Linked DNA regions of Mus musculus: all the other regions are linked to region 1. Evidence: chromatin loops called from intact Hi-C (ENCODE). Cell type or tissue: gastrocnemius. All regions are shown on one strand. Region 1 overlaps Dchs2 (dachsous cadherin related 2). Region 2 has its middle 5.5 kb from the start of Gm24584. Region 3 has its middle 5.6 kb from the start of Gm24584.

What was found. Hi-C counts contacts between places; a loop is a spot of excess contacts. Peaks named below come from ENCODE experiments on the same cell type or tissue, not always from the same donor. Only the 100,000 strongest peaks of a DNase experiment are listed, where the experiment ranks them.
Region 2: it touches region 1 in a loop (4-fold over the local background); 11 of 42 quality-filtered maps call a loop at or near these places.
Region 3: it touches region 1 in a loop (4-fold over the local background); 11 of 42 quality-filtered maps call a loop at or near these places.

The regions. Positions count from the first base shown.
Region 1 is chr3:83,283,273-83,291,272 of GRCm38, forward strand. It overlaps Dchs2 (dachsous cadherin related 2), which reads left to right. Exons shown (of 20, transcript NM_001357165.2): 10 at 1,932-2,171. Among named protein-coding and RNA genes, the nearest start is that of Gm10710, 160 kb to the left of the region's middle. In gastrocnemius, a CTCF peak has its summit at 3,752; a DNase peak (open chromatin) is centred at 3,806; H3K4me3 peaks cover 485 bases; H3K27ac peaks cover 177 bases.
Region 2 is chr3:83,692,781-83,700,780 of GRCm38, forward strand. No RefSeq gene overlaps it. Among named protein-coding and RNA genes, the nearest start is that of Gm24584, 5.5 kb to the right of the region's middle. In gastrocnemius, no CTCF peak of the experiment used is centred here; no DNase peak of the experiment used is centred here.
Region 3 is chr3:83,703,847-83,711,846 of GRCm38, forward strand. No RefSeq gene overlaps it. Among named protein-coding and RNA genes, the nearest start is that of Gm24584, 5.6 kb to the left of the region's middle. In gastrocnemius, a CTCF peak has its summit at 3,172; a DNase peak (open chromatin) is centred at 3,255; H3K27ac peaks cover 2,015 bases.

The DNA of each region.
Region 1 (8,000 bases):
CACCAAACACACACATGCAAACACACACACACACACAAACACACACACACACACACACACACACACAGAGAGAGAGAGAGAGAGAGAGACAGAGAGAGAGAGAGAGAGACAGAGAGAGAGAGAGAAAGCACAGACATTCTATTGAACAGTTTGTTGATAACTGCTTTGTAGGTAGCTCATATCTCATGGTCCAAGGGTTCAGGAACAACCACTGTGAGTCTTTGAAGTAGTGAATGCTGCTAGAAATACAGCAAAGTGGCCATATGCCAAATCAAGATCATTATGCAAGGGTTCTAGTGTGCAAATGTGCCCTTGGATTGTGTAAGCCAACATCGATCAGTAACTGAAAATTACATACAGGTTTTAATGGCTGAATTATTTTGCTCATCAGTAACATTGTTTTTTACATCAGTTGTAGCATTTTAATTTTTACATCAGCATTTACTAGGGTCACTCACTCTGTACAAATGTCACTCACTGCCAGTTCAGAGGTCTTGCTGTCACTGTGTTGTCAGATGCCACCCACTATGCTTGTTTTAAAATGTGATGTGATAAAAGGGTATACAAAAATCTCAACCCCGTGAATTTGGAAATGAACTTCTCTTTATGTAATTTTTCAGGATGTTTAAGAAACTTATGGATTACGATATAATTGTCTGTAAAATAGTGATTTCAACATGAACTTAAGGCAGGAGGATCTCAGATGTAAACTATTTGGCCAGCTGTGAAGAACATTATTTGGAATGAGAATCAATGTGTCAGATTTGGAAGCTGTGAGCATAGTTGGCTCTACTCTGTTGGGAAATTTTATCAGAACATTTCTCAGATCCTGACATATGGTTCCCTTCTGAGGCTCACATGAACACCACCTAAGTGCCCAGCTGACAAGAGATTCTCCAGACACAGGCTCATGGTCTTTGCAAGCTCTCCTCAGAGCTGATTTAATGCTACTTTAAATGCTTTCCAAGATGCCCAAGGAAGGTCTGTTTCAGCCTCTTAAAAAGGAAGAATAAACTTGAATTGTGTCTTAGTAATGCTGGCCTCATGAATCTTGAGCTATTACAATGGCTATTTCTCTTGAGGTATTTTTCAAAGACAAAATGATAATTGAAGAATGTATCCATATGAGATGGGAGTTTTTTCCTCTTACAAGACTCATGTTTCTAATAAAAATAAATGGCATAGTGAGTTTTCCTACAGCCTCAATGTATATAATGATGAGTAATTATTAAACAACTATTTTCAAGGTCCTTCTCAATATTTAATTATTTGAAGAAAATATTAGGGAGTCAATCATCCTAAAAGAAATACACAACAGTTATTATTTTATGATGGCTGTCTGTGTAAAACACTGTACACACACGGAGTTGTGTGGTTCAACAGTAGGATAGAAAAGTGGCTTTTTGTGAAGTTTATTGTCTGTGTTGCAAAACATTTTATTTGCCCTTTATTGTTAATAAAGCAAGTGGCAAGTAACCAAGAGTCAGTATAAGAGATGCCAACTCCTTAACAGAAATCAAATGTCTGAACAATGGAGTCATATACACATTTTAATAACTTGTTTGCTTCTAAGTGTGTCATGCATCATAGACTATATGTTATTAGTATCATAGATGCTTTTGAAGGTGAGGGAAATGTTCTGTAGACTAACGACTTTGCTGTAGGCCTCTCAGGTATAGGCTAGACTTTTAAATTTGTCATTTGTCTTTACAACTCAATTTGACTTTCTGACTAAGAACATTAACTTTCTGTTGTAGATAATATATGAATATGAAGTTGGCTCAATAAATGTCTTTCTCTTTTTTTATGATTCACTCACTTTCAAAGAGAACTGAGTTTTCAATTGAGTAAAGCGATGTAAGCTGTGGTAGAGTAAGCAAGCAGTCTTAAGATGACATCCATAGCTCACTGTGTCTTCTCTTTCAAAGCAGGCTTGCTGAGGATAGCCTGCCCTTTGGATTATGAAGTGAAAACTCAGCATATCCTGACCCTCGTGGCCCATGATGGTGGCATGCCAGCACGCTCTTCATCCCAGACTCTGACAATCACTGTCCTTGATGTAAATGATGAGACACCAGCATTTAAGCAACTTCTGTATGAAACTTCAGTTAAAGAAAACCAAAGTCCAGGGGTGTTTGTTACAAGGGTTGAAGCTGAAGACACGGATTCAGGTAATCTGAAAAATAGGTAGTAGATGCTATTAAAAAAAAAGCATGTAAGAGTTATATAGTTAATATAAAATAGTACTCATGGGAGAGAGTAGCCTATGAGAGACATAGATAACACAGTAGGAAAATGGCTGCCAGGGAGCCGAGTAACCTGGGTTGGCTTTCTGGAACCCATGATAGAAGATAAATGATTCTGGAGTGTTCTTTTTAGACTTCCACACATGTGCTATACCGCATGTGTACTGTGCATGTACTTACCCATAAACACTAACAGTAAACAAATTAAGAAAAATAATAGCTATGGGGAAACAGAGTTACCACTTACCTCAAATATCAAGTATTTTCAAAGCATACATGAAACGAAAAGCTGTAGCTGGTGCTTGTTTTTGTCTAGCATCTGTTTGTGTTGATCCTTATTATTATCTGGAGTGGCACCTGCCTAATAAACACATAACTTATTGATTTTCACGAGGATGCAGCAAGCAGAGGTACCCACGTGGCCACATTTATCTCAGCACACTGGATGCACTGAGCGTGAGAAGTGTAGTGCTTCTTCATCTCCTCAGTGCTTCTTCATCTCCTCAGTGCTTCTTCATCTCTTCAGTGCTTCTTCATCTCCTCAGTGCTTCTTCACCTCCCCAGTGCTTCTTCATCTCCCCAGTGCTTCTTCATCTCCCCAGTGCTTCTTCATCTCCCCAGTGCTTCTTCATCTCCCCAGTGCTTCTTCATCTCCTCAGTGCTTCTTCATCTCCTCAGTGCTTCTTCATCTCCCCAGTGCTTCTTCATCTCCTCAGTGCTTCTTCATCTCCTCAGTGCAGGACAGGCTCGCTCCAAGGGCTCATGAGCTCACGTCACACAGCCCAAGTTTGAATCTCAGAATTATCTCTCCCTAAAGCTGTGCAACTTGGAAGAAGTTACTAACCAACCTCTCTGTTCTTCTTGTCTGTAAAATGGAGACAATTGTGGTGCTTAATATGTCGTCCTGTTAGAAGTATGAAGGCATGACTGTGTGGAAAGAAAGACTGTATGAATATCTGGCACAGTCAATAGCAATGTCAACTACCATTTTTAGTTTTACAATGAACACAGAATAGAGACACAAAAATCTAAAATGGGCAGTTACGGTGGCAGGGAATTCATGAGTGTCTCCGACTTGCTCTTGAACAGCGCTGAGGCTCTTTGGATGTCTAAGGCACAGTAGATTTAATGACATTCCGTTTTTATTTTAAACTAAATCGTGATAAAATTGACAGCTCGGTGTTTCAGGTTTTGCTATTAACAGCACTTTCTGAGTTTTCCCATCAGAATTATTGCAAACCATCTAATTAACCAGTCTTTAAAACTTACATTTGTAAAATTTGCACTTACGTTTCCACAACCCCGAGAGGGCTCTCAGTGGTGTTTCTCCCATAAATGTTGATCAGAAGAGTAAACGATAGATTTCTTTAGCTTTCAAACTAAGTTCTAAATTGCTCAGCTGCTCTGATCTCTTGGGAAACACCACTGTGCATCGATGAGCCTTTGATGTGAATTTGTCTAACATGTTTAGGGACGCTTTTCAAGGGCTAACGTAATTTTCCCTCTTTGACCAGAGAGGGGCAGTGTGATCAAAGACTTTTCCTCGGACATGGACAGAACAGAGCATGCTCACAGCTGCTCTCGGTCCCTGCTTAGAAGTTAGCGCTTTTCCATCCCTGTTTGCTTTTGGGTGACAGGAACAATGGGGAACACACTCAAGCTGCCCGTTTCACAGTGGTCCTAGTTCAGCAATGTTCTCGTCCATGGTTGCTGCTGTAACCATCAGCAGGAGCCTCCGAAGGATCGCGTAGGCTGAAGACACTGCTGATGAGCAGCTTAGCAGCCTGCAATCTTTTTTTCCCCCTTGGCCACACTTCGTTAATTTTATTGCCTGTACAGGATTCTACTATATACAGGCATTTCTTTTTCTTTTATATTTGAAAAGATGAAAAAAAATTTCTACCCCCCTCTCTGAAAGTATTAACAAGACTGCCATATGCAAATCTGTCTACTTTTTCTTTCTTCCTTCCTTCCTTCCTTCCTTCCTTCCTTCCTTCCTTCCTTCCTTCCTTCCTTCCTTCCTTTCTTTCTTTCTTTCTTTCTCTCTCTCTCGTTCTTTCTTTCTTTCTTTCTTTCTTTCTTTCTTTCTTTCCTTCTTTCTTTCTTTTTCCTTCCTTCCTTCCTTCCTCCCTCCCTCCCTCCCTCCCTCGCCCCCCTCTCTTTTTCTTTTTTCTTTCTTTGCTGTGTAGTTACTTTCTTTTGAGTTGAAACCTTATCATTATAGACATCAAAAATACAACTGAAAATTCAGATGTACAGTTATTACTTTTGCAGCTTTACACTTGTGGATGTTTAAAGTACAACTTAACATCCCCCCCAAACTTCATCTCATCTTACATGTCTTGGAGATGGTTTGGATTACTGAAAGATTTTTGTTTTCTTTTTTTATCAAATTGATAAAAATTTTAAAAATATTTTTGGAGAATTTCATACAAGTACTGTATTTACTGTGTTTTTAATGAAGCCAGATCTGTTAAGCGATTAAGCAGGTGTTTTTGTAAATACATATGAGTGTGTGTGTGTGTGTGTGTGTGTGTGTATTTGAATATATTTCTTCTGGATCTTTTTTCTTTTTGTGTTTTTCCCCTTTCCTTTTCTTTTTCTTCTTTTTGCACTTAGTGGGTTAAAAGAATGGAACAGGATTATGCATGAGAATTAAATGACGTACTTGGGATTTTAACATAACTGGCATCGGGTTGGAATTTATGAATGGTTTACTTTATAGTATGTATTAAAGAAATACTATAGTGTTACTTAATACCAGAGAGCTGAGCATATGTGTTCTGGCATTCTAGAATGCAGATTTTTGAAACGTAACCACTCAGTGCTGTTTGGCATTCGAAGTCCAAAGGGATTTGAATGTTTATATTGTGTGACTCACTCTAAATCTAGCAGGATTTTTTTCTTGTATTAAAAGGAGAAAAAAAAAACAACTACTAGATTTTAACTGAGGTATTAAAATTTTCCCAGTATTTGGTTCCATAACAAGAGCTCCATTGTTAGTGCATAGAGCTGACTGTGGCTGCCTCTGGCTCCCCGGAGGAAGAGGCACCTCGCAGGGCAGATGGCTTTGGGGTTATGGCACTTGCTCAGTAGTGGTGAAATGTGACACCTTAGCAAAACAGTGCATTGGTCAGTAAGATGGGAGTTTCTATTCTGTGCAAATGTCCTCTGTACCCAGTGCCATCCTGAAGAAACTACATATGGTCTCCAGACAGGACTTTCTCTTTGTGCAAGGTACTGCAGTACCCTGACAGGAATTTCTCTGTGTGTGAGGTACAGCTGTGCCCTTCAAACCCAGTCTTGGAGTCAGGGGAAAGCACAGTACTTCCCTGACTCTAATTCGGACACCACTTCTCATGATATGCATCTAACATCAGATATGTAAAATGTAGGAGAAAAGTTTTAGAACAAAAGGCAGACATTAAGTAGGAATTCCTCGCCTCTCCGACTCTGGAGTACTCCGTGTTCTCCTCATAAGAGCCATTGTGTACACTTTTCAAGAGAAGTCGTACACACGCCCATTAAATCAAGAGGCTAAATTATCTTTATTATCATTGTTATCACTATCTGGGCATGAAACCAGGGGTTGGCACATCTTAGGCAAGTGGTCTATCATGAGCTTCATCCCCATCCCTAGATACTAAAATATTCAAATATATGGCAGTTTTAAATATCTTCTCTCAATAGCAGACAATAGGGCTGACTATTAAGTTTTTATTGTCAACTTCTTGATCATGGTATCGCTCCTGCTGGGCAAGCATAATGTCACTTTCTTTATGAAGATGTATTTCCTCTGGCCATCTACTGCTGCAGATATCCACCGATTGCTCACAGGAACTCTGCTGTAGTTGCTCATCAGTCTGCTTTCTGAATCTTTACCAACAGCCCTTGCTGGTTTTAGGTTCAGTCCAGCCCAGCGGTGCATTAGAAAGCTATAGGATCCTGGCGCCACCCAGTCTTATTTGTTCTCTTCCTGATTCCAGAAACTTTCAATTTAGGCCATTGGGAATGTAAGATCTTGAACTTCTCAATCTGAGGCCGTTGCTAGAGGAAACAACGTAACATGCTTTGTATAGGGTTAGTCTACTTCTGCTAACATCTTACTAATGTCCTGTTGACCTTTTGTTGGTGTTTGGTTGACCCACACTATGTCGATTTTTCTCTATATGGATTCCAACTATAAATGCACTTAGAGAAAGGGGGAAATGTGTAAGGACCAGTCATTATCTCACACTGAGATTGTCTTTGTTAAAACTTTGGTCTAAACTCGGACTTTGTTGTATTTGTTGACTATCTCCCTTCTACACTATAGACCCGGATTTAGTATATTTTGCTTTCTTTTAGCCCAGATTCTTGTGGTAGCCAGACATACAATGTAAGCACTCAATGGAGAAAGCAAGGCTCACGAGTCATAAATGGCTTCAGGTTGTTTGAAATATATGAATTTACTTATTTATTTACCTCCTCCCCAACAATAAGTGAAGCACGTCCTCTTTTGGCTTTAGAAATGTCTGAGGGTGTGGGCATTGGAAAATAGAATAATATGTATTATTCCTAGTAGACAGAAAGTGTTAATAAGTCTTCACAATCCAATGTTATATTCTGCTGCGAGTCATAGGTCTTTCTCTTGTAGTTTAAATTGGTTTTATATATATTTCCAAGGTGTGTGTCAATATGGATTCTTATCTCCCTATAACCTACATTTCCATCTTGGTGCCCACCACACTGCAGGCTCTGGCTGTGGGTGTCAGTGGACTTTTTCATTCCTTTGTCTCTGTTGTGTATCTGCCGTTCAATGCAGGTCAAGTCTTCAAGAACATTGATCTTGAGGGCTATCATAGTAGATTGGCAATCTTCTGTGAATCAAGCTGCCAAGTTTAAAACTTCAACTTGTCATTTGCTTTCTGTAAATTATACTGACATTTGGTTCCCTAACCACTTTGAGACTTTTAATGATCACTTCTTCACAGTCCAACCCAAGTGGTTGGTTATCTGTTTTATCACACAAGTGATGATTTACTGGTATTCTCTCTCTCCTGTGACAAGACACTGGCACTCTATTCCAGGACAAAGAGGCCAGATCCCACACTATGCAGGACCTTCTCCTTGTGACAAATGTTCTTGCCAGTTATGTTCTGCCAACAATATTAGATGCTGCAATAATTTTGCTGGACAGCTGCATGAGCAAGGACACAAGTATGAAGGTTGGGGTGAGGGGAGAGAGAGAGAGAGAGAGAGAGCTGAGGCTGGAAGCATCTACCACTTAGATTCAAAATGAGAAGTTTTGAAACTCAGAGGACTGACAATAAGAGGAGGGACAGTGTAGAATCTGGAATTAAAGGGACAGAATTCTGCAGAATCTGCAATGTTAAATGGACAGAATAGCATTGCTATACAATATGTAATTAGAAAAAAGTCCAATCTGCCCCTCTTTAAAAATACTTATTATTTATTTATTTTATTTTGTTATGGATATTTTGCCTGTTGTATATATATTTGTGATCTGTGCACAATGCCCATGAAGGCCAGAAGAGGGCATTTGGTTGAACTGAAGATATAGATGGTTGTGAGTGGCTATGAACTGAACCAGGTCTATAGCAAGAACAGCATATGCTCTTATCTGCTGAGCCATATTCCTAGCCCTTACCGCTTTGGACTTTCAGCCTCCTTCCAGTGTCCCTTTGTGACAAGTCTTTGAAGATAAGAAGTCACTGGGCAAAAAAAAAAAAAAAAAAAAAAAAAAAAAAAAGT
Region 2 (8,000 bases), 410 kb after region 1:
AAAGGGGGATGATTGTTCTCCAGCATCCCCACACACTCTACTGTGGGCTGGGGAGGTGGCTCCACTAGCAAAATATTTGTCTGGCATGCAAGCATGAAGACCTCAGAAGTGACATGAAGTGGGTTGCGGTGCCATCTGTAATACACTGTTCCCGTTACAAGAGGGGAGCAGAGACAGGAAGGTCTGAAAGAGACAGAAGACTAAAATGCTGTGGGCAGCTAGGCTGGGGTACAAAGGACCTGTTTCAAACTAGGTGGGAGATAAGGACTGATGGCCAAGGTCCTCAGGCCTCTACAGTACACCAAAGTACATGTGCATGCCTGTGTATGGTATGTGTGTGTGTGTGTGCACATGCCCGTGTGCATGTGAACACAGGCTGCAGAGATTGAGATTTAATAAAATTATACTTTATGTTTTCCCCAAGTCTACTAGTTGGCAGAATGCTGTTTTGCTCTCTTGGATATAGAAGCAAGCAAACATAGTTCTGAAAATGTAGGGGGACAGAGTGGAAGCCTAAAGAGCCCTTTACAGAGCAGCTGGAACTCTCCTTAAGGCCCACAGGCCCCACCCACCGACCTCGAAGCAGCTTCCACCTGGAGTAGAAAGAAGAAATGCAGGAGAAGTGAGTTCCCTTGTGCCGGCCTTTCATCTTTCTCTGCTGAGAAGAGCCTCATACAATCAAGCAAAGGCTCTTCCTTCCTTGTCTTTTTTCACAAGAGTTTGTTACATCATTCTTCATCTTTAAACACACTTATTACACAGGCTATTTTTAAGCATTTTATATGAAACTCTCAGGTCTGAATTTATAAGAACCTAAAGTAAATAATAAACACTCTTTTCTCTTCTCTTCTCTTCTCTTCTCTTCTCTTCTCTTCTCTTCTCTTCTCTTCTCTTCTGTTCTTTTCTGTGGCCTTGTTCTATTTAGATGGCCTTTTTGGTTCAATATCCTATGTTGGGGAAAAAAAATTCCCTGGTCAGGGCAAGATCTGCCAAAAAGCACAAGTTCGGGTTCTGTGCAACATTCTTCAATATCAGACACTGTTGTTTGCTAGCTACGCAATGTTTGTGGAGACTGAGCTGAACAGGATCGTGGGGGCACATGGTTACTAATGGAAATGGGAGGCTCTAAATGTCAGGAAGCCCCATCCTTCCACAGGCCAACGGCCGTAACTGGCCATGAGGTAAGGTGGTCCCATCACTAAAGAGAAGATGCACTAGCTCATCCATGGTCTACCCACAGAATGAAAGTAATCCTCAAACCAAGATCATCAGAAACGTTACCAACTAGACAAACATGTGTTGTGTTTTTAACCAACAATGGCATGTACCTTGCTAAAAGTACAATGAAATGTAAAGTTCCAAGTTTGAAATTTCAGGAACGTAAGGTAAGGAAGAGGTACTTTTGTAGAGACAGTACCCACAGCTAATACCCCTAAACTAAAACGTCTGCTCAAGACAAACAAGCACCATAAAAATAACCCACCTTCTACTACTAAACACTTGACCAAAATCATTCTGGTTCCCAACGCTGAAATCCTGAGGTCTGGACAGAGAGATGAAATCTTGTCTTTTCCCAAGTTAGGATTTTCCATGGAGGATGTGGTTTTAGCCATTGTCAGACCCAGCTCTCATTGGAACACACTTTCTTAGTTCCCCCAGACCGCTGTCAACAGTTGCCCATGTTGCCCCTTCCTTCCTGCCCTGCTGTTCCTAGTGGTAATTTACAATAAATCATAAATAATTCACTTCACCACTATCTCTGCTCACAAAAAGTAAGCTTCATTTTCCCTCTGTTTTGGAAAAAAAAAAAAAAGTCCTTCAGAATAACAGAGTCCGAAGATCAAAGGGCCGATCGTGTATACATGCCCAAGGCTTCTCTCCACTGACTCAGAGTCACAGGGAACAGCTGCTCCAAGTTCCCTTTCATAGGCTGCCATGGAATACAGCGTGCCAACTGAGTCACAAGAGAAGGAGAGACAAGAGAGAAAAGTCAGGTGTTCAATGAGTCCTTCCAACGACTGTAATCTCCTCTAAGTCATCTCCTCTTTCTGTTTACAATTGAGAGACTGTGGCATCAAAGAGACTTGGAGACAGAGAGTACAGCTCTATCTAAAGCTAGACATCAATACCAGGTTCCCCCACACACTTTCCTCAGCATCCTGTGAGAACGAATCCTAGCATCAAGTGCACATGTCCTGACAGCAGAGCACCATCCCCACCCGGCATGAATCTCCGTCACCCGCCCCCTCCCCCCCAATCCTTACCAGCCTGGTCCTGGAACAAGTATGCCTGGCAGCCCCAGGTTCTGTGTCCCAGCTGACAGACTCCTCTCCGAGTAAGTCCTTTGCTGTCCGTCCTGTATATTTTTAATGAAAAACTCCCTTGCTAGCTTCCGTGATCACTTTCTGTGCTCCATGCCACTGTCTGAACTATGAAAATGAATAAATCATCTGAATGAGATGATCCTCTACAGGAAAAAGAGATGACAGTCTACGGAAGCAGTTCTCAACATATGGATCTCGACCCCTTGGAGGATGGCACATCAGATATCCTGCATATCAGATATTTACATTACAATCAATCTGTAACAGTAGAAAAATTACAGTTATAAAGAAGCAATAAAATAATTTTATGGTCGTGGGGGGAGTCACCACAACATGAGGAGCTGTATTAAAGAGTCACAACGTTAGAAAGGTTGAGAACCACTGTTCTACAGGGAAATGAAACAAACAACCATCTTAATGTGCAACACAAAACAAGCAAGTAAGAAACAAGGAAAGTCGGTGAGTTATTATTACCGGGTGAATGTTGGCACTTCCAAGGTGGAGATCAAGAAATTAGCTGATCAAGAAATTCCAATTAGAGGAAGAACAAGGATGTTCCAGATTTGGAATAAACAGCATCAGCTCCTAATGAAATACCAGAGAGGGAGTACACGTTCAAATAAGAAGCCAGTGAAAGAAATAGACCTGTGTAGACCAAGAGATTTAGGGACAGGGAAGATATTCAAGAGACTGGGACCAGAAAGTTATCAGACTCTGAGGGGAAGAACAATTTGAAGGTGTTTCCAAGCTCTGTGATGGGCATGTTGAGTCTGAGCAGAAATTTCTTTTAAAAGGCAAAAACTTTAAAAGCTATCTTCATGGAGGGGAGAGGACTTGAAGAAATGACAAGAGTAGACATGAAACTTCACTGGTTCATTGTTGGGTCACAAGTAACTGATCTATTTCCTGATACAGTTTAAGTATGTCTTCCATATTTATTTAAAAATAAGTATAACTGAAAAGGGGGAATAAGCAGAGAACAGTTACTGTGGGAGGCTGGAGTTCAGAAGAGAAAGGCCAGTGAGGGAAGGAAAAATTAGAAGAAGAAATATAAATATAAGAACAACAATCTCAGCTGGGCGTGGTGGCGCATGCCTTTAATCCCAGCACTTGGGAGGCAGAGGCAGGCAAATTTCTGAGTTCAAGGCCAGCCTGGTCTACAGAGTGAGTTCCAGGACAGCCAGGGCTACACAGAGAAACCCTGTCTCGAAAAAAAAACAACAACAACAAAAACAATCTCAAAAAGCCACAAAAAAGGAAGTTGTAAAATGCACCAAAATGATGTACTCACTGATAAGTGGATATTAGCCCAGAAACTTAGGATACCCAAGATATAAGATACAATTTGCTAAACTCATGAAACTCAAGAAGAACGAAGACCAAAGTGTGGACACTTTGCCCCTTCTTAGAAATGGGAACAAAACACCCATGGAAGGAGTTACAGAGACAAAATTTGGAGCTGTGATGAAAGAATGGACCATCTAGTGATTGCCATATGCAGGGATCCATCCCATAATCAGCTTCCAAACGCTGACACCATTGCATACACTAGCAAGATTTTGCTGAAAGGACCCAGATATAGCTGTCTCTTTTGAGACTATGCCAGGGCCTAGCAAACACAGAAGTGGATGCTCACAGTCAGCTATTGGATAGGTCACACGGCCCCCAATGGAGGAGCTAGAGAAAGTACCCAAGGAGCTAAAGGGAACTGCAACCCTATAGGTGGAACAACAATATGAACTAACCAGTACCTCGGAGCTCTTGTCTCTAGCTGCATATGTATCAAAAGATGGCCTAGTCGGCCATCACTGGAAAGAGAGGCCCTTTGGACTTGCAAACTTTATATGCCCCGGTACAGGGGAACGCCAGGGCCAAAAAGGGGGAGTGGGTGGGTAGGGGATTGGGGGGGTGGGTTTGGGGGACTTTTGGGATAGCATTGAAAATGTAAACGAGGAAAATACCTAATAAAAAAAAAAGAGAAAAAAAAGTAAAAAAAAAAATGCACCAAAATGTCCAGTCATTTATTTATTCAGCAAATATGTATCGATACTTCCATATGTAAAAAATTATTCTGGTCTGGGTTTGCTGTCTGGTTTTCCCACATACTCTCTGCCGCTGCCCACATGCAATAGCTAGCAAACACTGGCCAGCTGTACTTGTGAATAAGTGATACGAGTTTAGGGAACAAATGTTTGGTGAGGAGGCCCAGAACAATATCTTAAACTAGTTAATTACTAGTTAATTAATTCCCTGAAGTTTGTTTATTAAATAGAAGGCTGTAAGTTACACTAGTCAGAATTTGGCTTTTTTAAAAGAATTAATTTATGTTGCACAGGGTTTTAACAGAAAAGCAATGTGCCATAAATGGATTAGTATAGGCACTGACCTTGTGCAATTGTAGAAACGTTAAAGAATTTAGCAGAAGACTGTGCCTTCGCTCTCAGTAATGAAGCTGAGATGTAGCTGTAATGAAGCACCATGACCAAAGCAAGCTGGGGAAGAAAGGGGTTTATTTGGCCTACACTTCCAGATTAGAGTCAGACCAGGAACCCAAGCAGGGTTCCTAGATGGCAATCTGGAAGCCTGGAGGCAGGAGTTGATGGAGAGGCTATGGAGGGATGCTGCTCACTGGCTTGCTTCTCCTGGCTTGCTCAGCTTGCTCTCTTGTAGAATCCAGGACCTCCCATCAAGGGATGGCACCATCCACCATGGGCCCTTCCTCATTGATCACTAATTGAAAAAATGCCTTATAGCTGGATCTCATGGAGGCCTTTTCTTAACTGAGGCTCCTTCCTCTCTGAGGACTTCAGCTTGTGTCAAGTTGACACACAAAACCAGCCAGGACACTGTCTGTGTTTCTGGTGAACATCTGAAGTTGTTGGAAGTCTGAACACCCACAGACAAAGATTAGATGGGTGTGCAGCAGGGCACCCATGAGGACTGCTCGCCAGCTGCGTATTGCTCTCACCATTCTGACTTCAGCTGAATACAAAGAAAACAGTGACATCTTTGACTAGGAAGCTGACCTGAGATTCAAAGAATCCAAATGGGGAGACTCAATGGGAGATGGGGAGAAGTGGAGTCTGTCTTGTCAAGGGGACATAACAACAGAGCAGCTCTCAGGCAAGGCAGCAGGAGCTGTGGCTATCACATACTACACCATTCCACCTTCCAAACCCCACACACATTTGCCTTGTCACCAACCCTACCATCATCCTAACCCCCAGCCACGAACAAGGAAATTTTAGGCAGTCTGTAACAACACTCCACAATCCTCCCTGGGTGATGTCCCTTTTAAAATGTCCTATATTTGAAAGAAAAACAGTGACCAAGTCACGCTTCTAACTACCCTCAATTGTTCAAATAGAGGCATGAGGTCAGTCCTCCTCTAAAACATACAAAGCTGCTTTATCTACATTGGGATGGTCTAATTAAGTTACAGTCCCTCTTTTGGTCTCCTATAGCTTACCTATTGTGATCAGTTGCAGGGAACTAGAAGAAGGAAAAAATATTCAGGTAAGGAAGAAATACTAATAATGATATAATTCTTTTTACTGATAATTCTTTTTGCTGCAATGAGTCATGTGGTCATAGCTGAGATTTATATCTTCCTTCTGATACTAATCCCACATTTCCGTGACCTCCAGCATGAACTTCAGCTCACAGGTATTCTTTACAGCCCCTGTTGTTCAGCAGCAAGCCTCAATAAGTCAGACTCACTCACCTTAACCGGCTTAGTGTTTCCTGCCTCTGCCCCATGGCCACTATTCCTTATTCAGTCTGGGGCCTGAGAAACTCACGTATCCCAAGACCCGCTGTGAAGACCAGCTGCACAGAACCATTCCTGGGCCCTGGGACTAAGTCTTCCAGCTTTCAGAATTCCAAGTCACTGGAGTAGGATACAGATTTCAGGATTAGAATGAATGGAGCATTCCCATTTCCATTCCTTTGTCTCTCGGATGCTGGGATCTGAGCTAGGAGACAAAACACTATAGATATTACTTGCTGACTTACAGCAGCATCATGATTCTAAGGACATTGCTTCAGCCATGCCGGGTGTTCTCACCCAGCTGGTCCTCCAACTACATCTCAAAAGACCATTCCACCACTCTCTCTGGCCAGCTGCTTCAGGGTATCAGGGAAACTCTGAGGACCAGTGGACTGTGTGAGCAGGAACCTCCCGCCACTCTTCACTGGCTATGAAATGAGTCTGTTGATCAGAAGAAATACTGAACGGAACAAGGCATTACAAGAGCTCAGAGACGGTGATTTTGGCAGAAACATGGAAGCTGAGTCCAAAGTAAGTGTTGCCACTTCCACAGCTGGCACAGTCCAATGTCATCAATGTGCTGACAGTCACCGGCTGGCTCCCCTGAGAAGTGGTGAAATATTAAAGACTGAGTATTGGTCTTCACTGCTGGCAGGTTAGAAAGTCAGCTCTGCCATATCCCCATTCCCTTTGGTGCACGGAAGCTAATGTCGCCAAGCCTACACATGACTTCTTGCTCTGCTTTTGGGGTCGCCTGGTGCATAAAGCCATTTGATAAGGGCAAATGCTAGTGGGGATGCTGATAGAATTGTATAGGATTGATCCCTTCTCCCTGTGAGTAGTCAGGCCATCCTCACTGATGCCACTCTCAGATTACTACACATGGAATACACTCATGCTCTTCCCATTCAGTGAGGCTGATCTCTGCATCTATGCCTCAGATTCCTTGTCACTGAGAACCAAGGACATTCCTTCTAAATCTCTGAAAGTCTGCCCAAATCATTAGACCTTGCCTATGAGTCAGGCCATCTGTTTCTGCAAGCCCAGTGAGCAGCTGTGTTGTGCACAGCGATCAACATCCTGCTCTTTAGCCATTGCCCCTCCAAGTCACCCATGAGTCGGCCCATGCGATGTCACCATCCATGTTCAGGTGATGCCAGCCTGTGGAACAGAACCTTCTAAACAGAACCTTTCTAGCCAGTTTAAGGAGAAAGAGCCTATTTATGACAAGTTATAAAATGCCTTGCCAAATAAATGGGAAGTCTGAAAAAGACAGACTTAAAAGCTCGGCTTCCAGGAATGACTCCCAAAGCCATAACAGAATCAGGCCACCAAGGAGGCTTTTGGCCTTACCATGACCAAGGTGCTATAAAACCAGGAGGTCTGGAAATTATATTGGAAGCCATAACCAGACTACAAAGAGAGCATGGGCCTCCACGGCTATCCTGTCGTGTCCATCTGGTTTCACAATGTTTTATTCCAAATTAAGGTAACTCTTAATGACATAATTAAATTATATTCAAGTTCATGAATACAGGGGTACTCTGGGAAATGTAGTTCTAGCCTCCTAAAATCTATAGGTCAGAAAGGAAATAAAGAGGAGTTTAGGGTTCAGATCATGCAAGCTTGCTGTGTTCTACAAAGCTGGTGGTTTCAAAGTAGCTTCTCCCTTTAGGTGCAGCATGAAAATGTCTCTAGGCAGAGGGAACTGAACAAGGGAAGATCTGATAAGGGATCAATTGGGAGAGAACTGTCTAAGCAATGCATAAAAGCAAAGATGGAGTTAGGTCCAACACGTAGGCAGAAGGTTAAGTTTTATAGGAAACAGAAAATTTGTACCACCAAATAACAAGAGAGCCATCGAACCACTGAGGAGAAAGAAAGATATCCTCTTGAAGTAAACTCTT
Region 3 (8,000 bases), 420 kb after region 1:
ATGATCACAGTCAGCTATTGGATGGGTCACACGGCCCCCTATGGAGGAGCTAGAGAAACTACCCAAGGAGCTAAAGGGAACTGCAACCCTATAGGTGGAACAACATTATGAACTAACCAGTACCCCAGAGCTCTTGTCTTTAGCTGCATATGTATCAAAAGATGGCCTAGTCGGCCATCACTGCAAAGAGAGGCCCATTGGACTTGCAAACTTTATATGCCCCAGTACAGGGGAACCCCAGGGCCAAAAAGGGGGAGTGGGTGGGTAGGGGATTGGGGGGTGGGTATGGGGGACTTTTGGGATAGCATTGAAAATGTAAACGAGGAAAATACCTAATAAATAAATAAATAAATAAATAAATAAATAAATAAATAGAAAAAAAGAATATGTCGAGTCAGTCTACAATGGTGTATTGGTTTCTGTCATAGTTGAATGCTCCTGTAAGTGGGGAAGGGAGTGCTAGGGCTCTAGAATATGCACATGCTGGCTTTTCCCGTTGCTGAGGAAGCTACATCGTACAAAGCCTTTGTGTGAAAATGTAGTACTCTAGAGAGAGCTGCTCGGATTTACTCAGAGGCTACAGCACTCCCAACTGCATGAAAGGATCCCAGACTCATAGCAGGCACACGGGCAATGGGGACTGAATTAAACACAAATGAACTAACTGTCCAAAGTATCCCATAACCATTTTAAGGTGTCCTTTGCTCTCTGCTCTCGCTCACCTGAAAGCTTTGTGGGCTAGCCCATAATAATCACACGGGTGCTAGTGAAAATGCAGGCTCAGAGTTCCACAATCACTATACTAATAGAATTCTCCAGAGAAACGCCATATGGAAAGTCGCCAGACTAGAAACTGAACAGAGTTGACTCTGCAGGGTGGTTCCAGGAGACTGGAAATTAGGGCGGATATCCACACTTTGCTCACGAGGTCAAGGTTCTTCTCTCCCGCAAGCCTCGGGTCTTGCTCCAGTCGGCCTAATCTGATAGATCTGACTGGATCGGTACAGCCGTCCACATCATGGAAAATCTGCTTACTCAGAGTCTACTAATAGAAATGTTGACCACATCTAAAAATATCTTTCCCAGTGCATAAATTCTGCAGATGATCTCCAATTTGTGACGGTTTGGATCTTTCCTCCTTCAAGAGGACGTGTGTTGGTTAGAGACAGGAGAAGTAAAAGCTTCTGAACATTTCCTAAGCCAGCATCACCTACAGCTTCCTGATGCTGCAAGGCAACACTGGGATAACTGATAACTGATGTGTAAGAAGAAAGGGGCTATTTTGTCTCTCAGCTTTGAAGGTGCAGCACATACTTGCTTGGCCCCATTACTTTGGGCCTGTAGTGAGAGAGCCTAATATGGGAGAAACAAGTGGGAGAGCAAAAGGCTTACCTGAACCAGGATACAAGCAAAAAAAAAGAAGGTATAATCCCACTCCCCCACTTCAAAGTCATTTCTCCAGTGACCTAAGGGTCTCCCATCAGACCCCAACTCCAAAGGGTTCTATCAGTTGCCATCGGTGCTACCCAGGGACCAAGCCTTTAATGCATGCGTCTTGGTGAGACATTTAGGATCTGAATTATAGTACAGTAGAGTACTGTCACACATCCTGGACAGGAGCCAATGCCAGAAGCCACAGTCACATGATCACAAGGAACCGCTTGGTTAATCTCTGTGCGCCAGGTTGCTAGACTATGATAATTAGTAAATCGGGTCTTTTGAATAAATGCTTTCCAGCTCACAAGGGGTTGGCTGGGATAGAACTCCATCACAAAGAGAGGAGCAGCTGTAATGTGATGCGTGCCCACATCACCATGGTCTGACCAAGTCGGTGTGGCTGCTTGATGGCTCAGCAGGTAAAAGTGCTTGCAGCAAGCCTAACTAACCAAGTTCAATCCCTAGAACCCAGGTGAAGGTGGAAGGAGAGAACCAGTTCCACAAAGTTCCCCTCTGACCTGTACCTGTGAGCCGTGCATCTACATACACACCTTACACTACACACATTACACGCACGATAGATAGACGCATACGTGCATACATCAGTGATAGATGGATGGATGGATGGATGGATGGATGGATGGATGGATGGACGGATGGAAAGATAGATAGATAGATAGATAGATAGATAGATAGATAGATAGATAGATGACAGATAGACAGACAGACAGACAGACGAACAGTGAGAGGGCCCAGTGGATAAAGGTGTTCACCTGATGATGTGAGTTTGATCTTCAAATGCACATAGAGATGGAAGAAGAGCTGTTTCATCTAGAAAGCTTATTTAAAATGCAGTAAGTTTAGAAGTGGGACCCAGGAATGTGCCTTTTTAAAAATAAGGCAAGGGTTTCTACCCAAGTATTCTATGTAATTACAGCTATAGTGGTGGGGGAGGGAGGCTTACATGTTTCCTTAGTGGTTTTTTATTTATTTATTTTATGTATGAGTACTCTTCTGCATGTATACCCACACACCAGAAGAGGGCATCAGAACTCATTATAGATGGTTGTGAGCCACCATGCGGTTGCTGGGAATTTAACTCAGGACTTCTGGAAGAGCAGCCAGTTCTCCTGCCCATTTCTGTGACTTTCAAAGCACCTATTATCCATATTCTAGAATTTAAAGGTTGTGGCAAGAAGTACAGCCCAGCATAACAGACAGACCGACACGTCAGAAAAGTGAACAAACTGGTTGCTCTTTTAAAAGAGAGAAATTAATACAGAAATTCTCTAAATAGATACTGAAACCTCAAAGGAGAGCCCAGGAAGCAGTTACAAGAGGAGACAGTCGCCACGCCTCAGGTTGCAGGAATACAGAGAAGTAGCTGGAATTGTTAGAATTAGTTCCTGGAAGCCTGGAATGGAGACACCACAGAGTAAAGATCCAGATCCAAAAAGCAATGTGCTGCCTAGACAGTGTGGCTCTCACCAGTGCTAGGAGGGAGGCAGACGCTGTGGTTTTGTTTAGAGAAAGCATCTGAGCCTGGAACGACAATATAGGCCTGAAAAGTGGGAAAAATATAACAAGATGCTGATTCTGACAGGAAGACATACATCTCCAGCATGAATAATGACTTCCTCTTCTGGGACTGCGTTCTTAGGCACAAGGAGACCGGAAATAGACAGGAAGGAAGTCTTTACCTTATCCATTCCTGCAGGCTCCTTTTACTGCCGCCTCCCGGTAGAACGTAGCAAAGCACCAACAGGAAAGCCAGAAAGGCGTTTCCAGTACTAGCAACCCATGTGTAGCTGTGAGTCCATAGCTCAATAAATAAGATGCTGACGTCACTAGGGGGAACCCATTCCCAGCCCAGCACGGATGAGACATCAGCAGCCAACGGAGAACAGACAACTTGGACCTTCTCTCCTGCCTTGGCAACAGATCTCCTGTTTTCATACATGTACTGCCAGATCTTCAGTCCAGTGATCCACAGCATAAATCAACTTTTTGTAATAAAAAACTATGGTCAACGTAAATAAATGTGTGTATAGCGTTGTCTGAATGGAAGCATGGCAAAGCCTGGAAGCATTCTAAAACACTTGATTTTTCAGAGGGTGTTCTCACACAGGTAGGATCCATTCGACCTAGGAATTTACTCCCCAAGCCTACTAAATCAGAAAGTCCGTGACACAGCCTAGCAGTCAGAGTGCTGGCCGAGAAAACAAACCCCTCCACACGCTGTGTCCAGCTGAGTGTGTCGGGAGCATAATTCATCTGATCTTTAAAGTGAGACTTTCTGACTGCAAGGTTCATACATGTATCTTCTCTGGTTTTCATGTATGTACACCCTTTCTCATCCTGCCACAAACAAATGACTGGTAGTCATAGACAAGCAGAGAGTAAACTATAAAAGTGCTCTCTTTCGTGCCGGGCGTGATGGTGCACGCCCTTAATCCCAGCACTCAGGAGGTAGAGGCAGGTGAATTTCTGAGTTCGAGGCCAGCCTGGTCTACAGAGTGAGTTCCAGGACAGCCAGAGCTACACAGGGAAACTGTGTCAAAAAAAAAAAAAAAAAAAAAAAACCCGCTCTCTTTGCATTGTCACATGTATCCATCTTCCCTGTTTGTATGTGTAATTATGTTTCAGGCCCATCCTATGGTACAAGGATCCATTTTTTAAGTTACTGTTTTTTACTCTATTCTTATTAATAAGCAATGTGACTAAGTCCTTTCTGGTTCCAAGAGCAATGCTACATTTCAGAAAACTTTAAAGTGAGCAAGGGAACTTGCAGCATTTCATGTGGACCTAAGAGAATCAGCTTATAAAATTAAAGTCCTGGCAGGTCGCAGCCCTTAACACGATTTAGGAAGACTAAATGTGTTACGGTGCTTCTTTCTCCAGCTCTTCATCTTATTTTCCATGTTAACATTTTTTTTCCTGTGGTTGTACAAAAGGGGTCAGGATTCAAGGATGGGAAAAAAAAAACCTAGCCCTTGAAAGAAATATTCTAAATCACACATGGTAATTTGGTGTCTAAGAAGATAACAAGATCAGCCAACATATTTTGGTGAATGCTTACATAACTGCTTTCTTGTTTGTTTGTTTGTTTGTTTGTTTGTGTTTGTTTAAGTCCAAAGAATCAATGCAATAATTTCACTATTTCTTGACTATCTGCAGGAGAGTAGGAAGTAAAAAAATGAAAGCTTGCATTTCCTGCAATAGTTATCAAAGTTCTTATTACAATGAAGGATACTTTTGGTCTTGGATTTCGTGTTCATTTATCTATTGCATACTATATTTATTAGCTTGCTAAGAATGGCATATCCTGTATGTTGACCACATTCATCTTCTGCTTTTCCCCCTAACTCCTCCCAGATCCACCTTCACCACCCCACTCCTCTTTCTAATTTCTTTTTAAATCCTTCAACCCATATACTCCTAGGCTTAGGGCTATCCACTAGAGTGTGGTCAACTTCACCTTAAAGGAAACTCGTGCTCCCTGCGCTGGAGGCCTTTAACTGTCAACAGCTCCTTCGTTAGATAGGCGTGGGAGCTCAAGAACTTCTCCCTCTTCCTCCTAGAATGTTGTCTTTAATATTTTCCAACAGTTCAAAATTGGGAAATTTCACATAGAAAATCCAGATTCTGGGTGGCTTGCGTTTATTTGCTGTTTTGTTTGTTTGGCTTTATTTTGTTTTGTTTGACCCAGAAACATTGGATGTGCATTTTCCCACGATGAACATGTCTGGAGCTAAACAGCAGCTGTCCACAGAGAACATGGACTTGGCAGACTTTGGGAGTCCCTGTCTGTCACCCTTACTGACACCACAGCATGTGATGCCTGCCTTACATCCTGACTGAAGGCTTCCCAGGCTGGAAGAAAAGTGACTCCCTGATCCCAAATGGGCCATGAAACAAGATATAGCTCCGCAGGCCAGGCTCACCCAAGCCTGCTTGCCTGGGCAATGCTCACCCTCTGTGAATGACTGGCATGCTCATTTGAACCCTTGGCTCTCAATGCCTGTCCACTTCCCCCCGCCCCCCCCCCCCCGCCTTGACTTATCATCCTTTTCTTTACTGTTGGAACATTGGGCAGAGTTTCAAAGCTTATAAAAATGTGTTTAAATTAAAACCCAAAGACCTCCTTTAACCCCAAGATTTTGCAGCCAGCAGCCAGCCTGTCTCTACCCTTTCATCTGTGCTCACTCTCCGGTCGTGTACCAGCCAGCTGCAGTCCAGCTTCGATGTCCAGTACCCCACTGAAACTGCTTAACTGATGATAAAAGTGTCCCCTGATTGCCAAATCTAATGAACCTTGTTTTTTTAATTTGTCTCAGCCCTATCAGACTTCTGGAACCTTCCCCATCTTTCAAATGTCAGCTGGGGTTCCCTTATCTGCTCTGAACACTCCCAGGGGTCTTGTTAAGTGGTAGTATTTCATGCTGTCTTTGAATGACATCCTGTTCTTGTCCCTGCCACACACAGCATCTCATATCCGATTAATAGCTCCATCTTCACCAGTGACAGAGCACACTACTACATCAGTTGGTCCACCATGGGCATTTTATAAATAATAAGGAAATGGTTGGATGACTGTGTATGTGAACCAAGAACTAGCTTTTAAAGTTAAGGTAACAGAAGCAACCAAAAGGTTTACAAAAGTCTGTTTGTCTGTCTGTTTGGTTCCCAAATATTAACTTTATCCATTATTACATAATGAAAATTATATGGGACTGGGAAAAATATGTCCTTTTCTCACTAGATGTTTATACGAGTTGGGGTTAATAATGTCCTTCAGTGTTTACTGGCATTTTTAAAGAGACCGTCCCCAACTGTTTTACAGCTCCAATTACACAGTGGTGGAAGGACTCAGAAAGACTCCTTATTTCAAATAAAGGAAAGGTCCTTGCCCCAGAGACATGGAGCAAGAGAGATAGCCTGAAGAAATAGTAAGATAAGAATGAAATGTGTGTGTCCCCAAAATCCTTTAGGAAGTCATTTGTGGGTCCACAGAAGCAACAAGACAGAGAGGCGAAGAGCAGGGTGGGTGCATTGCTCTGTGGCACTTTTCAACCCCTCTGGGCCTTTCTGGGTGGTTCCATTGCTGGCGATAAGCATTTTCTGAGTATCCTGATCAAAGCATTCTCCCTGCCTTCAGTGCGGTTTGCTACCATGGTAACGACATTTCAGTTGAAGCCTAAAACAAATATATATATATATATATATATATATATATATAATGTTCACTGATACGGAGTTTGATTTCCATGGTCTGTTAGCTACTAGAAGAAAGTGTTTAAATACTCATTAAGTTTCTATTCTGTAGCTTAGGTAGAAACTGGTGTGGTTTTTTGATAATTTGTTAAAGTCAGCAGGAAGCCTGTCTCCAACTGGTAAGATTGTTCCTTTGCAGCGGTGAGTTCCAGGGTTGACTTCTCAAGCTGTCTTAGCATTGGGTTCTAAGCATGTAACTGACTCCTTGAGTCCCCCAAAGCCACACTCTTCCTTAAAGCGCTCAGGGGAAGAGGATGGGGAGATTAATGAGTGTTCTCCAGAGATTCTGCCAACCTGAGTTCTGGCACCTGCTCCAGTCCTGTTCTTCGCCACTCCAGAGGTCACATCACCTGCGGTTTGCTAGGACATTGCTCAGCATCACCGAGACTCCCTCACAGCCTCGCTTTCTCAGAGCAACACACACTATCTCTGCAGCACACATTCTCATTGGGAGTTTTCTGGATGCAATTACCCTTTCCGACTAATAAAATAAGATGTAATTATAGATGTACTGTGAGCAACGCCACTTTACATTTAGGCTGATATGTTTGTGGCTGTCTGGAATTCCAGATCTGAGTGCTGTTTATTGCTTTAACCCACACATGTTATTTCTGGAGATGGTGTGGCTCACGGAGAGACGTCTGGGGCAGCCCGATCACACTCCTTCAGGGGCCCCTCTGCCTTTTTTGGGCTCAGAGCTCTGAATTGCACTTTTGACCTCCTCCTGAACAGCTTGCAAGGCACAATTGAGCTGAAGCAGGACCCCCCCAGTTGCTGCTCTGAATGTACGGTCTGTGGCCTGACTTTCCATGTCAGTGTAGTGTTCGCTGGTTTGAACGAGGTGCAGAGACTTACATGAAGGGAACTTCATAAACAAACGTTCAGAAAGAGGACACTTAGACTTGCAGGTGACAGGGGCCTCTACAGAACCCATCCGCATTCTCTACAGTGAGCATGTGTATTAACAATCACAAAAGAAGAAGCGGGTAGAAATGAGAAGAATCCAGCAGGAGCTGGGGGGACAAGCGAGAGGTGTGAGGGGTGAATGTGACCAGAATGTGTTGTGTACATGTTTGAAAATGTCATAACGAAAGCCATTAGTATGTATAACTAGTGTACGCAAATAAAAGCAGACAGAGAAACAGAGAAAGGACTTCAGTTGTTGTGAGTGGAGTCAGGAGAAAGGCAGAGCCTTCCTTTTGTTGGCAGAGTTGGGCAGCGACCTATTGTGGGGTCCATGGACTCTGGGAGAATTTTTGTTTGGTTTTGGTTTTGGTTTTTCGAGACAG